Linked DNA regions of Mus musculus: all the other regions are linked to region 3. Evidence: chromatin loops called from intact Hi-C (ENCODE). Cell type or tissue: gastrocnemius. All regions are shown on one strand. Region 1 overlaps Cep112 (centrosomal protein 112). Region 2 has its middle 27 kb from the start of Gm39440. Region 3 overlaps Axin2 (axin 2).

Region 1 (5,000 bases), 470 kb before region 3:
TTCTCTGTGCCCTTTAAAAAGGTCTCCCAGTGTAGCTAGAATTTCCTTTGCACATGCAGGTTACCAGCACATCCAGCAGAGGGCGCTCGAGTACAATGAAAACATGCTTTGTTGCCTAATCTATTTGAACATTTTTGTTTTGTTTTGTTTATTTGAAGATTATTAATTTGGTTTTTTAGTCTTTGTTACCCCAAAATAGCAGTGGAATATTTTTCTTTGTCAAACTCCATTCTATGTGAGATGACATACTATAAATACTCTGTCGCCTGATTTGGGAGTAGGGACTTGGCAGGAAGCTAGTAAGTACCCTTTTTCTTAGAGAATCTATGACTGTTGGCATGAGTGTGACTAGGATTCACATAGTGGAGGCTCTTATGTATTATTGATAAAGGAATAGTCATCTAAGAGTGCCACCAGTGTTTGGGCAATGATACATTTGATTGTAGCTGTGGCCAATAGACGTTTTGTTTTGGTAAGAGTGGTAACGTTCTGTAGCTGTGTTTCCAATGCAGTGTGTGTTTCTCACCATGGCTGTTACTCACTTGAAATGAGGTTGAGGAGCTTGACTTTGCATTCTGTGCTTAATTTTGTCCAAAAGGCTGAGAACTATAAAATTTTGCATTCTGGTAGCTATAAATGGCTGTATGAGACCAGTGATCACTATGACGGACACTGCAGTTGTAGACCTGGGTCTTCTGCTGAGCCATCACAGAGCTTGAGCTGTGTGGAGAACTGCTGCCATCTTTTCTGTCCAGGTAGAGTGTGGGGGCATGAGTTCTAGGACTGGGTTCTGTGATAAGAGCTGGCTAGGTGAGGGGAGACCTTTTGTCTGCTTCTGTGCTGTTCTTGGATGTCCCCTATGTTGATGATCACCCAAGAGCAGTGCCGTGTTGCTCTTCACTGGTCATTCTCTGCCTTCTGAGAACCTGTCCCTAACAAAAAGACAGCCTTTCGTTAATTTATTTGAGAAAAAAACAACTGGTATTGAATAAATATGAATACTTTGATATTTGACTACACCTTTGATGGTATCTTGTTTAGCTCTTGCTATAAGCGTGCTATGATAACAAGTAGTGAAAACTGTCCCGTAATCATCAAATCACTTCTCATTAGTTCTCACTATGAATAAGCTAAATGTCATGCTGAGGATTTACCAGTGCAGGCAAGTGGCAGTAACTAGTCCCTGAGACAGAACAGCTGTGAAATGTGCTCATGCATTAGGTTCCCCAACTAAGTCAGATTTTGTCATATTTTTCTTTTGCTTCTTTTTTAATGAAAAAAGCTTTATAACATTGTTTTTTCTTATAAACAAGCTTCTTCCATTAAGATATTGTTTTTTAAAAATTTTTTCTATAACAATTGAAAAAGCAGCTATACTTACACATGTATTACAAGCTTTAATTTTAAGGCAACTGGGAATTGTAAGCCAGAGCAAAAATGAAACATGCTAATTTAAAGGTGTGTCAAAGGTACTTTGTATTTTAAGCTGTTTTAACATAGGGAACAAGAAATATATTTATGGAACCAGGTTATATTCTGACTTTGCTAAGCATCTTTTGACAGTTTTATATTTGTAAATACTGAGATTTTAGTTATCTTTAGCCTTCATTTCTTTCCTTCATTTCCTCCCCCTTTTGCTGAAATGTATTTTAACAACAGGCTCCTCCTATCTTGATGATTTTTCTCTTTGCTACTGTCATGGTTTGTATATGCTTGACCCAGGGAGTGGCATATTAGGAAGTGTGGTCCCGTTGGAGTAGGTATGTCACTGTGGGTATGGGCTATAAGACCCTCATCCTAGCTGCTTGGAAGCTAGTATTCTGGTAGCAGCCTCCAGATGAAGATGTAGAACTCTCAGCCTCTCAGCTCTGTCTGTACCATGCCTGCCTGGATGCTGCCATGCTCCTGCCTAGTGGACTGAACCTCTGGAGCTGTAAGCCAGCCCCAATTAAATATCCTTGTAAGAGTTGCCTTGGTTATGGTGTCTGTTCACAGCAGTAAAATTTTAAGACCAAAATTAGTACCAGGAGTGGGGTATTGCTATGATAGGCCTGATCATGCTTTTGCTTGGAAGAATGGGGATTCTGGGACTTTAGCTTTAGAAAACAGTGGAATCCTTTAAGTAGGGCTTAATGGTCTATCCTAAAAAGAATATGGGAGACTGTGTGATGAGAGTGATTCAAACTCTGCAGACCCGGCCTATGAGATTTCAGTGCAGAAGAATTTCAGTATGTGGCATAGAGACTGTTTTTGTTGTATTTTGGTGAAGAATGTATCTGATTTTTGCCCTTGTCTGCCTGAGTGTAAGTTTAAGAGATTTAGATTAATTTCTTTGAAAAAGAAAGTCTCAAGACAGCCTAGTACAAATTCTGTTGTGTGGTTCACTCTTACAAAGAGTGTTTTAATGCAAAGGAGCAAGCTGAGGAAGGAAAAATACAAAATATATGGTGCAAGTATTGAAGGGGCACCAGGAAGTAAAATGGAGCTGAATCCTGTGTTCTAGAAGATAACAGATTAAGGGGGTGGGCCTTTGGAGTAGGATCCCACAAAACTAAGATTAGATCTAGGTGTGGTGGTATACACCTTTGATCCCAGGAGACAAAGCCAACTAGATATCTGATTTTTAAGGACAGCCTGGGACAGAGCAAGTTCTAGTGAAGAAAAGCTTAAGTCCAGGCATGGTGGCACACACTTTTAATCTCAGAGCCATGCAGATCTCTGAGTTCAAGGTCAATCTACAGAGCAAGTTCCAGGGCAGCCAAGCTTAGGCAGTAAGGAAGTTGGAAAACAAAGCTGGTAATAGGATAAGGGGGAACATGTTCCAGCCCCAGCATGCAGCACAACTCAGCAGTTTTGGCCACATGTCTCTGGCTTTAGAGTCCATAACAGAAGGGACTACTGGGACAATTGATGCTGATTAGCTGGAGCTAAGAAATTAGTGGTGATTAAAAAGAGATCAGAATCACTGAGGTGAACTCTGGGAAGTGTTTTCTGAGAGGACAAAGAAGCTGTATTCTAGAGATAGCTAAGGTTAAACCTCATGTTGCAGCAGTACTTGGTGATGAGTAAGAGTCACCCACATGGAAAGGGTTTTGAAGGCATGAAGGGGTCATGGTGAGCAGCTGAGACTTTGCACTGTAAAAGGCCAGGGGGAGGCCATTGGTGAAAGTGCAACCTCAGTTGTAGTTGATGTCCCAGTACTGAAGTGGTCATGCAAAGGAGTTGAGGCTTGGTGCCATGAAGAGAGCCTATGAGAGGCTACTGGTGAAGCCTAGTTGCAGTGGAAGACACCAAAGTTTTAGAGATGCCAGTACCGTGGAATGACCACCAAGAACAGCAGCAGCAATGGAGTGGATCAACCTGAGCTTAGAGTGCTACAGAGGGCAGAGCTGAAGAAATGACATCAGACCTTTAGAGGAGCACAAGAGATCATATGTGGATCCCAGACATTGGAACAAGAAACTGTGAAGCAGAGGTTGACTTGGAGACTCAAAGATGTCAAAGATGCCAGAGCTGTGGGATACCAGCAGAGGAAAGCTGCTAACAGGGAGTGGAACCAGCCCAGGAAAAAGAAATTTGTTGCAGTCAACAAAGATGAAAATTGAGTGGAGATCTGAAGATCACTTTGACATCATACATGGAAATACAGAGTTTGGAGTTTGCGCGGCTGGTTCCCTGTATTGCTTTGGGGATAACAGTTAAGTGATTGGATGAATCTTAGAAGGGACTTTGAATTTTGAACTTTTAACACTGTTAAGGCTGCTGTAGAATTTGGGGACTTTGGAAGCTGGATTCAATGCACTTCTTTATTATGCAATGGCTAGATATAGCAATCTCATGGGGGCCAGGGAGAGGAATGTGATGATTTCTATATGTTTGGTTCGGGGAGTGGCACTATTAGGAGGTGTGGCCTTGTTAGAGTAGGTGTGTCACTGTGGGCATGGGCTTTAAGACCCTCATCCTAGCTGTTTGAAAGCAAGTCTTCCACTAGCAGTCTTAAGATGTAGTTGTAGATCTCTCAGCTCCTACTGCACCATTCCTGCCAGTATAGACAATGCCATGTTCCCACTTTGATGATAAAGGACTGAATGAACCTCTAAACCTGTACGCCAGCCCCAATTAAATGTCCTTAGAAGAGTTGCCTTGGTCACAGTGTCTGTTTACTTTTTACTGTTCACCGCAGTCTAACCCTGAGGCAGCCATTAAGTTTATTCCTGGTTGCTGGCAGGCTGTGAGTGGGCTATCACTCATTCTAACACTCGTAGCTTTTTCTTATTACTATAAGAACAGTGACACTTCTCTCCCAGAATCTGTCACAGGTCATAGTCTTCAGTGAGGGGTGAAGCATCTTACTTTTTAACTTTAGCTTTTCCTTTTTATTTCTAATAACTTTTTCTTGGAAACTTTTAAAATACACATGTTATTGGTGGCTACTTTTTATAAAAATGTTATTTGATGCTTCCAGATTCATTCAGATGTATTAAATACTGTATTAAAAATTGTTGCTGTTTATTTTGTAGTAAATTTTTATTTTGCAGTATATTCAAGAAGCAGATGGTGTATGATAATATTAGACAGCTACTCAGATGAATGAAATGACATGCATCTAAAGTTAGGACTCATTATAGCTGTTGATCACTTGTAATTCAGGTAATTCTGTGGCTTACAGCTGTGCCACGTATATAAGCCCCAGTTTGTACCATCCACATGCCTTGGAAGTTTCCAGAGGAATGGAAGAGCTAACACTGCTCTGCTCTAAGCCCAGTGACAGCATGTTCTGACTCTTTAGCCCTGAGAGGAAGGAAAACACTGGCCTGTGTTCATGCTAATCCTGTCCTTGCTTCTTTTAAACTCCCTCTTCCCTTTCCTCCAATCTCCTCCTCGTCAGTTCTTCTCATACACTATATATTGAGATTTGTTTCTTACTGTTTTCAGATTAGTCACCTTAAGAGTTTATCTATAGTTACTTCTTTATCTCAGTAAACTTTTAAGACCAAAGT
Region 2 (5,000 bases), 270 kb after region 3:
AGATGAGAGATATAGATAGATAGATAGATAGATAGATAGATAGATAGATAGGGTTAATAGATTGGGTTTTATGGCATGAATACTTGCATGAACCCACTCGTATAAGGTATACATAGTCAAAATTTGTCTATTGTAGACATTATGTGCAGCTTATTGTATGTAAATTATTTCTCAGTAAAGGGTTTTTTTTTAATGTCTTAAGACTCTAGATAGAAGTTCCCTAGAAAGTCAATCAGCTTTGTTGAAGGAGGCCAGAGGATTCAGACTCAGCTCTAGGGGTGAGTAGTCCTGAATAAATTGTGGTACCTGGAGAATATGTGGCTATTGAGGAAGAAAATACTTAGTTGGTTGGTTGGTTGGTTGATTGGTTGGTTGGTTGGTTGCTTGCTTGCTTGCTTGCTTGCTTGCTTGGAGTTTTGAAGTGAGGGTCTTACCATGTAGCCTACGATAGTCTCAAACTTACAATCTTCTTGCCTCAGCTTCCTGGGTACTGTGATTGCATTTATATATCACAATCAAGCTAGAAATAATTTTTGTGAACTGAAAAAGGAAAAACCTACTTGTCCCCCAACACTAAAGCTGGTGTTTTATATTCTATTTTTATCTCCTTCACAGAATCTGTAGATCACTAACCTTGGGCTGACTCCAGCTCACTGGCTTTTTTGGTTTTTGTTTGGGGTTTTGGTTTTGGTTTTGGTTTTTCGAGACAGGATGTCTCTGTGTAGCCCTGGCTATCCTGGAACTCACTCTGTAGACCAGGCTGGCCTCGAACTCAGAAATCCACCTGCCTCTGCCTCCTGAGTGCTGGGATTAAAAGCATGCACCACCACGCCCAGCATTTTTTTTTTTTGGTAAATAAATTTTTATTGGTAGATAGCCCTACCCATTCATTTACAAATGTGGTAACCGTGGCGCCACATCACTGTTGCCCAGGCATTTGATTGCACAGGTGCTGTAAAGAAGTCTATGAAACCTAAAGTATTTACTGTTTGGTCCTTAAAGGTTGGATAGCTGGCTCCAACCCTAGATTATAATGTTAATAATCCATTTCATTGAGTAAGCAACAATATATTTCACCTAAAGAAGGTAAGCCAGGCATGGTGACTCATTCCTATAATCCGAGCTCTTTGGGGAGCGTAGGTTGGGGGATTGCTGTGAATTTGAGATCAGCTTGGGCTAGCAACATAGTAGGCCAGCCTGAGCTAGCAACATAGTAGGACTCTGACTCTAAAAAATAAAGAGTTGAAAGACTAATGAAATCTGATATAGGCACACAGTGGAATACTACTCACTCTTGAACAGGAAGAAATCCTGCCACAGGCTGCAACATGGACAAAATTTTGAGGGTGTTCTACTGAATGAAATAAGGCGGCCACAAAATAGACAGACGGTGGTCTGACTCCAAGCACATGAGGCACATGTAGTCAGATTCTTACAGACAGAAAGTAGAGTGGTAGTTTTAGGATGGGGTAATGGGAATCAGGTGTTTAATCAACACAGAGGGTTTTTTTTTTTCTTTTTTTAGGCAGGGTGAGGAAAATTCTGTGGGTGGATGATGGCAGTGACTATGTGTATATGTAGTTAGTGCTGTGAGATTATACAGTTATGAATGGTTATAAGGTAAATATTACACAGTGAATTCTTTGCTACATTTAAAAGGAAAAGATTTGTGGTGCAGAATATAATTTTCCACAATTTCAAAAAATTACATTGATTGATTGATTGATTGATTGATTGATTGCTGTGTGCATGTGCACCATGGCGTATTTGTTGTTGAGGATGATTGTTTCGGTTGTCTGTGGGATCTGGAGATTGGAATCAAGTCGTCAGTGTTGGTAACAGTTGCCTTTATCTTGCCAGTCCTCCACAAACTTTACAAAAGTAAAATATCGCATATCGAGGAATCTTTAGACATCACCCCTCCTCTCTGGGTAGAGGACGTAGAGGTAGAAGCTTCTAGAAGCACCAAGACTTAAGAACCAAGTGCCAAGTGGCAGCCTTTCCACGTATTCTAAGGAGGACCATTCAATCACATTCCTGTTCGTTATGGGCAAGTTCCCTCCCTTCAGGGTTTAAAGAAAAGTCCTGAAGCCTTGTGTGGTGGGGAAGGGGTGGGGAACAGGGGTTGCTGAAGGAGGAACCATCTAACAGGGTTGACATCCAGGTCTAATGTCCCTCCCATTCATACCAGTAAGGATCTGTTAGGAGAATCCAAAACAACAGAAATAGAGATATAGAGTAGAAAGTCCTGAATATTTTAGAGCATTGAAGGGCTAGATATTTCTCCAGCCTCCAAGGGCCCATCTGTTTGTGCAGGTGGGGCAGATTCACCAGCATGGGCCAGGGCTCTGAGGGCCTCCAAGCAACCCATGGCTCTGCCACCTGCTGCTTTGGTGACCTTTGGCATAGCCTGTCATCGATCTGAGCCTGTTTCCTATATGTAACCGAGCAGCCCTGAAGTACCTCAGGGTTGTCATGACAAATCAGGGCAGTGTTGTATCAAGTTCCTAGTGTCAACCAAAGCCAGCGTTCTGTTCCCCAGCATCTGCTCAAAGCCTCCCACACGGGCTCACTGGTGGATGACAGGCAGGTAGTGGGTTTCCCTACGGGCCACTCCAAAGACTGACCTGTCATCCCTCAAACCCAAGGGGGGGCTCTTTTCTGGGAGGGTGGTCTGATTGGGGTTAGTGGACACCTGCTCTGAGTGCCCGGATGCAGGCATCTGTGTAAACTTGCCCCCGATGGCATGCCCACAGGCCTGCCAGGGTGATGACTGAGCCCATCGCAAGAAATCCCGCAGTTCGGCTAACTTCTAAGTAAAAAAGACCTGGGTGGCGCAGCCTAGGGCAGAGTTGATTATTGTGGCAAGCAGATCTGCAGGCCCTCCGTGGAGCAAATGCCATGCTTCTGTGGGGATGGAGCCTTTCCGGCCAAGAGAAGATCGGATAGCAAGGAGGGCAAGGGACTTCTGAAGCACAAGACACCCCCCTCCTGGCCTCTGGAGGAACTGCACCCTAAGTTGCAGCCTCTGAGCTCCCTGGCCTGGGGTAGCATGACCCAGGCCTGAAAGGGGCCAGTTGATACTAACTGTTCATCGCTGCTCTATAGCTAAGAGCAGAGACTCCTCATTCTTGTAAGGGTAATGGGGCCTGGCTGTAATGAGAGTCTCCTTACAGGAGCTGGAACAAGGTAATGTTCTGCTACAAAGCCGGATGGGAGAGAGGGAGGGGGAGGGGGAGAGGGAGAGGAAAGAGAAGGGAGAGGGAGAGCAAGCACTTTTCTGGATGCTTTTGTGTTAGGAAATGAAGACTCCTTAGTCTTAATTCTATGTGTCTGAGGGTCCTTCATGTTGGAGCTCCGGAGCTGGTTCCACAGATAAAATTCTTGCTGTGCAACTGTGAGAATCTGAGTTCAAATCCCAAGAGCCCACTTCAAGCTGGTGTGGGACCCCAGAACCCATAAACGTGGGTATGGCACCATGCAACCATATCCTAGTACTTTTATGGTGTGATGGAGACAAGTTTTAGGTCCTCCTGGAAGCATGCAAGCTGGCTAGCCTGTCATACACAGAGTATCAGTCAAAACAGGGACTCTGTCTCAGAGAGGACTGACACCCAAAATTATGCTCTGTCCTCCCCTCTTGTATGGTAGTATATACATATGTAGTACATATATGTGTGCATGTGCACGTGAGCACATGCAAGCACACACACACACACACACACACACAGAGAGAGAGAGAGCTTCGTGTGGATCTACTTAGCCGAAGCAGAAATCACAAACAAAAAGGATAAAGTACTTGCCCCTGAGCTGCATCTCATCCCCCCATTTGCAGTCGATGCGTCTGTAAGGACACGCTCACTTTCTCCTCTCTCTGAATACAGTTGAATTGTCACATGACACTTCACTGAAAATATTAAAGCGCAGAGGTCACCCAAACCTGGCTTGAAAGCAGACGATGTTATTTCGTCTCTGAGCGATGCATATTTGGAATATTAATGTAGATTCTTTGGTGACAGACTTGCCTTCTTGGCAAAGGCAGATAGAACGTTTGAAGGGAGGTCCCACTTTAATTTTTGACAAGTGTTAGGAAGGATTTGAGAGGCAGAAAGAATGAAAGTCAGCTTGCAGGTCAGAGTCAGGAGAGGGGACAAAGAGACAAGGCTGGCTTCTGGAAGAAAGTGTCTCACTTGATTTCTGCCTCTGCTGAGGGCTCTCTCTCTCTCTCTCTCTCTCTCTCTCTCTCTCTCTCTCTCTTTCTTACTGAGAATGAAGGAGTGAAATGGAGGTGCCTCGGTAAGTCAGGTAACACCCACATAATGATGAAGGTACCAAAGAGTCCTGCAAGCAGTCTATATTTCAAGGAAAAGGGAAGACATCAGGGAGGGGACATTTGTTGTCATCACCTGGGGTGATGGTTGGTTAAGTGTCAACTTGACACAACCTAGAAGTAATTGGGGAGAAAGTCAGTAGGGGATTGTCTTGATTTTTAATTGATATGGGAAGACCCAGCCCACCGTGGGCAGCACCATTCCCTAGGTAGGTATGTCAGGGAGGAGAAAGCAAGCAAGCCGAAAGCCTCACACATTCATCTCTTTGTTTTTGCCTGCAGATGTGATGCAACTAGATACCTCTAGATCCTGCCACTGGATTCTCTGCTATGATAGACAAAGTAGCCTGGAATTGTAAGCCAGATAAGCACTTTCCTCTCTTAAGCTGCTTGTTGTCTGAGTGTTTCAGCAGAGCAACAGAATCGAAACTGGAGCAGCTGGCTTCAGAACTACATCCAGCTCCACATCTTCTGGTTCAAGGTGTGGTTCACCCTGGGAGACCCACAGGGAACGGTCATCAGGCAAAATCAGGACCTAAGGGATTTGGCGGTGGCCACATCCTGCGTGAGGGAGTGGAGGAGATGAACGTTACATCTTCAGCCAGCTTCATTCATGGACACCAAGCTCTCATCACCCAGAAGAAAAGAAGAAGGAGAAAGCAAGGTGTTA
Region 3 (5,000 bases):
TTTTTTTTTTTTTCCCCAGGCGGGGATCTTCTGTAAGAAGTGGGACGAGGGAGCGCAGAAGGAGGGGGGGGGGAATGGGAACCAGATGCCGGGGAAGGGCACTTTGAGAACTCGAGTTATCTGTGCAGAGCAGAGTGGGGAAGTTTACTGAAATTGGTTTCACCTGCACGCAGCCGGTCGGCTGGCTTGCGTGTTCTGGTTGTCGTGGGAGTGGGTACGGCTAGACTACCTACCCGGCGTGTCCCTGGCCCCCGTGAATGCGGGGAAGGTTGTGTCTTACACCTCCCGTGTCACTGTTTCTGCCTCACCTTCCTCCTTCCACCCCCCAACACCACCCCCCCCCCCCGCGGAAAAAGTGTGTGTGGAGCTCAGATTTCGCCTTTGAAAAAGCTGCGTCGGATACTTGAGACGAGCACCTCGCGGATAGCTGGGTTGCTTGATTTGAATTTGAGGAGTTGAAAAGCCTGTTTACTTTCTTGCTTTGATGTTGGGTAGATCTGGTTTTGATTAGATCAATACCCTTTTCTCTCTCCCCCCTCCCCCCTCCTTTTCTTTCCAGAGAGGAGGCTCACATGAGCCCCTGCTGACTTAAGAGAGACCAAGCCGATTGCTGAGAGGAACTGGAAGAAGAAAAAGGAGGAGGAGGGAAAAAAAGCAAAACAAAATCCAAACTCAGTGAGACGCTCTCCCTCACCATGAGTAGCGCCGTGTTAGTGACTCTCCTTCCAGATCCCAGCAGCAGCTTCCGCGAGGATGCTCCGCGGCCCCCGGTTCCGGGAGAAGAAGGGGAGACCCCACCGTGTCAGCCTAGTGTGGGCAAGGTCCAGTCCACCAAACCTATGCCCGTTTCCTCTAATGCTAGGCGGAATGAAGATGGACTGGGGGAGCCCGAGGGGCGGGCCTCCCCCGATTCCCCTTTGACCAGGTGGACCAAGTCTTTACACTCCTTGTTGGGTGACCAGGATGGTGCATACCTCTTCCGGACTTTCCTGGAGAGGGAGAAATGTGTGGATACGCTGGACTTCTGGTTTGCTTGTAATGGGTTCAGGCAGATGAACCTGAAGGATACCAAAACTTTGCGAGTGGCCAAAGCAATCTATAAGAGGTACATTGAGAACAACAGCGTTGTCTCCAAGCAGCTGAAGCCCGCCACCAAGACCTACATACGAGATGGCATCAAGAAGCAACAGATCGGCTCGGTCATGTTTGACCAGGCACAGACCGAGATCCAGGCAGTGATGGAGGAAAATGCCTACCAGGTGTTCTTGACTTCTGACATTTACCTGGAATATGTGAGGAGTGGGGGGGAAAACACAGCTTACATGAGTAACGGGGGACTGGGGAGCCTAAAGGTCTTATGTGGCTACCTCCCCACCTTGAATGAAGAAGAGGAGTGGACGTGTGCCGACCTCAAGTGCAAACTCTCACCCACCGTGGTTGGCTTGTCCAGCAAAACTCTTCGGGCCACCGCGAGTGTGAGATCCACGGAAACAGCTGAAAACGGATTCAGGTGAGGCTTGGACTGGGCTGGGCTGGGGTGGGAATGGGAATGGGGGTGAGCATCGGGGACAGGGCCTGGAAGATGAGCTAGCTTTGCAGATGTCTTCTGTAAGGGTGGGTAGGTGGTGGCTGGCTAGGCTGGGGGAGGCTGAAAAGGGTTGATTGAGAGCTAGGGCTTCTGGCTAGGAACCCTTTGATCTCATGTTTTGTTGTTTGTGTGTGGGGGGGGGGTGGGGGGGGAGTTGCAATGCAGACATAGCTGAGTACCTGCAGCCTTCCAGTGCTAACTTCAAACGGTGGCAAGCAGTGTTTATTAATATGGTTACTTATTATCCTGGGCTGTGGGGAGAGAGGAAAAGAGGAAGAGAGGATATGAATACAGCAGCTTTTGATGCCTCTGAGTCACTAGACCTACTAAGCGCCAGTTTGGGAAGAGGTCATTCCACTGCTAATCATCAAAGTAGAATGACTCTGGCTTGGGGGGAGGGGCAGCTGGGTTATGGTGTGCACTGGGGGAGGGGGCGTGGGGGGGGATATGAGTGGAACTGCTAGCGACTGCAACTGAGTTTTGCAGTTCCCTTTGTAGAATTCGGTATTTCCCAGGAAGGAAGGAAGCCTTCTGACTAACTTGGGGAAGGCCCTGAGACTTTCTCCTATGAAGGAGCCCACACTTTGGAGTCTGCTGGGCTATTAATCCAGCTTTCAAATGCATTTGAGCCCCCAGGGTCAGACATCAGTTGATGGTTTGTTGCTTAGTGCTGATAGAGAAGTGTGTGTGTGTAGGGGAGGGGGAACCTGGCCGTCCAGACCACTTTCTCTTTTCAAAGATTCTAAAACAAACAGCCCATTATAGATTGACTAAGTCTCAAGATACTTGGTCCTTGCAGGCAACTTCAGACCTGTTAGAATGCATTTCCCTGCCCTTTGCTTCTGGCGATCCCAGAAGAGGATGCACCTATTATAATTTTAGTCTGTTGCCTGTGACATGCAGGACGGGAGGTGTGTGTGGGGGGGGGAGGGGGGGTCGGTCACACTGGATTGCTATCTGCATGGCTTTATTCTTCTGTCCCTGTGCATTTCTCCGTGTCAGGGACTCAGGATATGATCTGCACAGGGTCTCTGGAGATCTCGCTGGCTTTGCGGGGCGTGGCCTCCAGTGTCCTGCAGCAGCTGGAGGGGGTACGCTCCTGACTGCTGATCTGGAGCCTCTTGGGTTTCCACCATCAGGTCCTGCATGATGTAGGCATGAGATCTCCAGTTTTGACTGCTGCTGGCAAGTAGGGGAAGGGCTTGCTCTCCAGTCACCAGAGGGCGCTCTTGCAGCTTTGGGAGTGAACTTAACCAATTTTCAGACATCTGGTCTACACCTAAATGGAACTGGCTTGACTTTCTGAAGGCAAGTGTAGGATCACAGGAGGGGGGAGTGGCTAGTGGCTCTTGGCTTGCAGAGCTAGGCTGTTTGCTTGAGGCTGTTGGGGCTGCTGTAGCTGGGTGCACACGGGCACCTGCATCCCTTGTCCCTCTCCATTGCAAGACTTGTAGGTAAACTTGGCCGTTGGCTTCCTGCCCCCGCAGCCTGGCAGCCAGTGATGAGACTCCTTAAGGCCTGTGGTAAGGCTGCTTCCCCAGCAGTCTTCTGACAGAGGGTCTTCTGTGCTTTCAGTGTCAGGCCCAGAGTGTCACCGTTGTAAATAGCACACAGTGCGGTTTCCCAGGGTCAGCAGTAAGAAAGTGCTCTCCAGGCAAGGCGCTGGGAACTGTGGAGACCATTGATGAATGAATGGAGGACAGCTCTTGAGTGACCCCGTTAGCTTCCACACTGGGTCAAGCACGTGTTCTCCTACTGTTAACGCTGGAATGACATATTTACCTGGACACGCCCAGGTGGCCCTTACTTCTTTCTAACACGCAAGCTCTCCTCCTAGTACAGTGTCTCTGAAAGGCCAGTTCCAGCCTCGCCATAGCATTGCTTGGGTAGAAAACTTTCTCACTTTCATGGTCCCATCTGTGAGGTGGGTGGGCACCGTCCCCTCCTGTCCGTGTCCTAAGGTTGTTCTTAGGATCAGAGTCATAAACATGAAAGGCTTTTGTAAAGGGAAACATTTTGAAAAGATGTTAAGTGTTATAATTAGTATAATTAACAATAATAATTGGGTCTCCAAAAAGGGCAGCAAGGTTAGCACATGGCTGTTTTAAATGGCAACTCTGAAGGTTTTAGCCCATTCCTCATTATAATATTTTAGATCCCCCCTCCCCTACTTTCTCTATTTTTTGAACTTTTAAAAGTCTGCCTTTCAGCATTATTGGAACACAGGGACCAGCCCCCCCCCCTCTTAGAGTTGAGTCTCCCCCACCCCCATCTGCTCACAGCTCACTCATCCCGCTGGAGCCAAGTTGAGGAGGCTACCCAGTGAAGTGAATGAAGGAAGCAGCTTGAACCTGCTGAGGGGCCAGTCTACCTCAGCTGCACACTGTCATCTTGGCCACTGGGTGCCCAAGGCACCGGCCAGCCTTCCAAGCCCTGTGTTTATGTGGGCACTCAAAGGAGCCTAAGATTTTAACGACTTGTTTGTACCCTTACCGATTTGGTGTCGGGTTTAATATAAATAGTTTGGACGGAAGAGCAGAAATTACCCTTGGAGGGAAGGGCTCTGGTTTGTGCCTGGTTGAGTGGGTTGCCCAGGCCCTTGATGGTCTCTATAAATAGCTAAGGGCATAAGTGACCTGCTGGTGGGAGCGTGTGTCCTAACCCCTCACACAAACAACACCCCTTCCCCTGCCAGCGTTGAGGTGTGTTAGAGCTGTGTGGAGCCAGGGCTGTGAGCTAAGGCGCTAGGCCCACACTTATTTTAAGAGGGGGAGGATACAGAGATGAGCATTCAGAGAGCTCCCTGTGTGCGTCCCTTTCTGCCCCTTCTGCCCTGGCCCTGGGCAGGGTTCATCTACCTCCCCTTGGGCCTTCTGCTCTGGCCTGGCTTAAAATCCCAGGGGCCCAGCAGACTGTCCTGTGCCGGCCACAAGGCCTTCCTGTTCTCTGAAAGAACTCTGCTGATGAGGCCCGTTTGTGTGTGCGTGTGAGGAGCCATTGGAATCAAGTTTGGCTTCAATTATCAAAGAAAATGATGCCACAAGATAGCTATGCGGAGAGCAGTGGCCAGTAATGAGAGGACGAAACGCCAAGGAGCGCAGCTGGCTAAGACACACTCCACAAGCCAGCCGCGCTTGGTTACAGAAGACACTGACCCCTCACTGTCCACCCGTCCCTCCATCCTGCCTCCCCGAATGCTAGTCCAAGAGGGTATTGACCTGACGGTAAAGTGTCAGAGGCTCTCACCGAGAGCCCCTAAGCTCAGCCTCAGAAGTGGGTCCTCTTGTTCTCTTGGGAGAGGGTCCTCATGGGGAGGCCCTTTGATGGGTTCTTTTGGCTTCCCATAGCCGGGGTGGGGGGTTCGGGGGGGGGGGGTAGACCCAGCATTTCCTAAAGAGGCCCTGAACTGGCC

Evidence for each region. A loop is a pair of places that touch in the nucleus more often than their neighbours do. Peaks named below come from ENCODE experiments on the same cell type or tissue, not always from the same donor. Only the 100,000 strongest peaks of a DNase experiment are listed, where the experiment ranks them.
Region 1: it touches region 3 in a loop (6-fold over the local background); 20 of 42 quality-filtered maps call a loop at or near these places.
Region 2: it touches region 3 in a loop (4-fold over the local background); 16 of 42 quality-filtered maps call a loop at or near these places.

Annotation. Positions count from the first base shown.
Region 1 is chr11:108,449,906-108,454,905 of GRCm38, forward strand. The region is part of intron 4 of Cep112 (centrosomal protein 112); the gene reads left to right. Among named protein-coding and RNA genes, the nearest start is that of Cep112, 27 kb to the left of the region's middle. In gastrocnemius, no CTCF peak of the experiment used is centred here; a DNase peak (open chromatin) is centred at 82.
Region 2 is chr11:109,190,399-109,195,398 of GRCm38, forward strand. No RefSeq gene overlaps it. Among named protein-coding and RNA genes, the nearest start is that of Gm39440, 27 kb to the right of the region's middle. In gastrocnemius, a CTCF peak has its summit at 3,008; DNase peaks (open chromatin) are centred at 2,411 and 2,983.
Region 3 is chr11:108,922,593-108,927,592 of GRCm38, forward strand. Axin2 (axin 2) reads left to right here. Exons shown (of 11, transcript NM_015732.4): 2 at 560-1,510. The coding sequence starts at 696. Among named protein-coding and RNA genes, the nearest start is that of Axin2, 4.7 kb to the left of the region's middle. In gastrocnemius, CTCF peaks have their summits at 2,799 (motif pointing right) and 3,997; DNase peaks (open chromatin) are centred at 205, 813, 2,819, 3,946 and 1 more place; H3K4me3 peaks cover 4,164 bases; H3K27ac peaks cover 4,009 bases.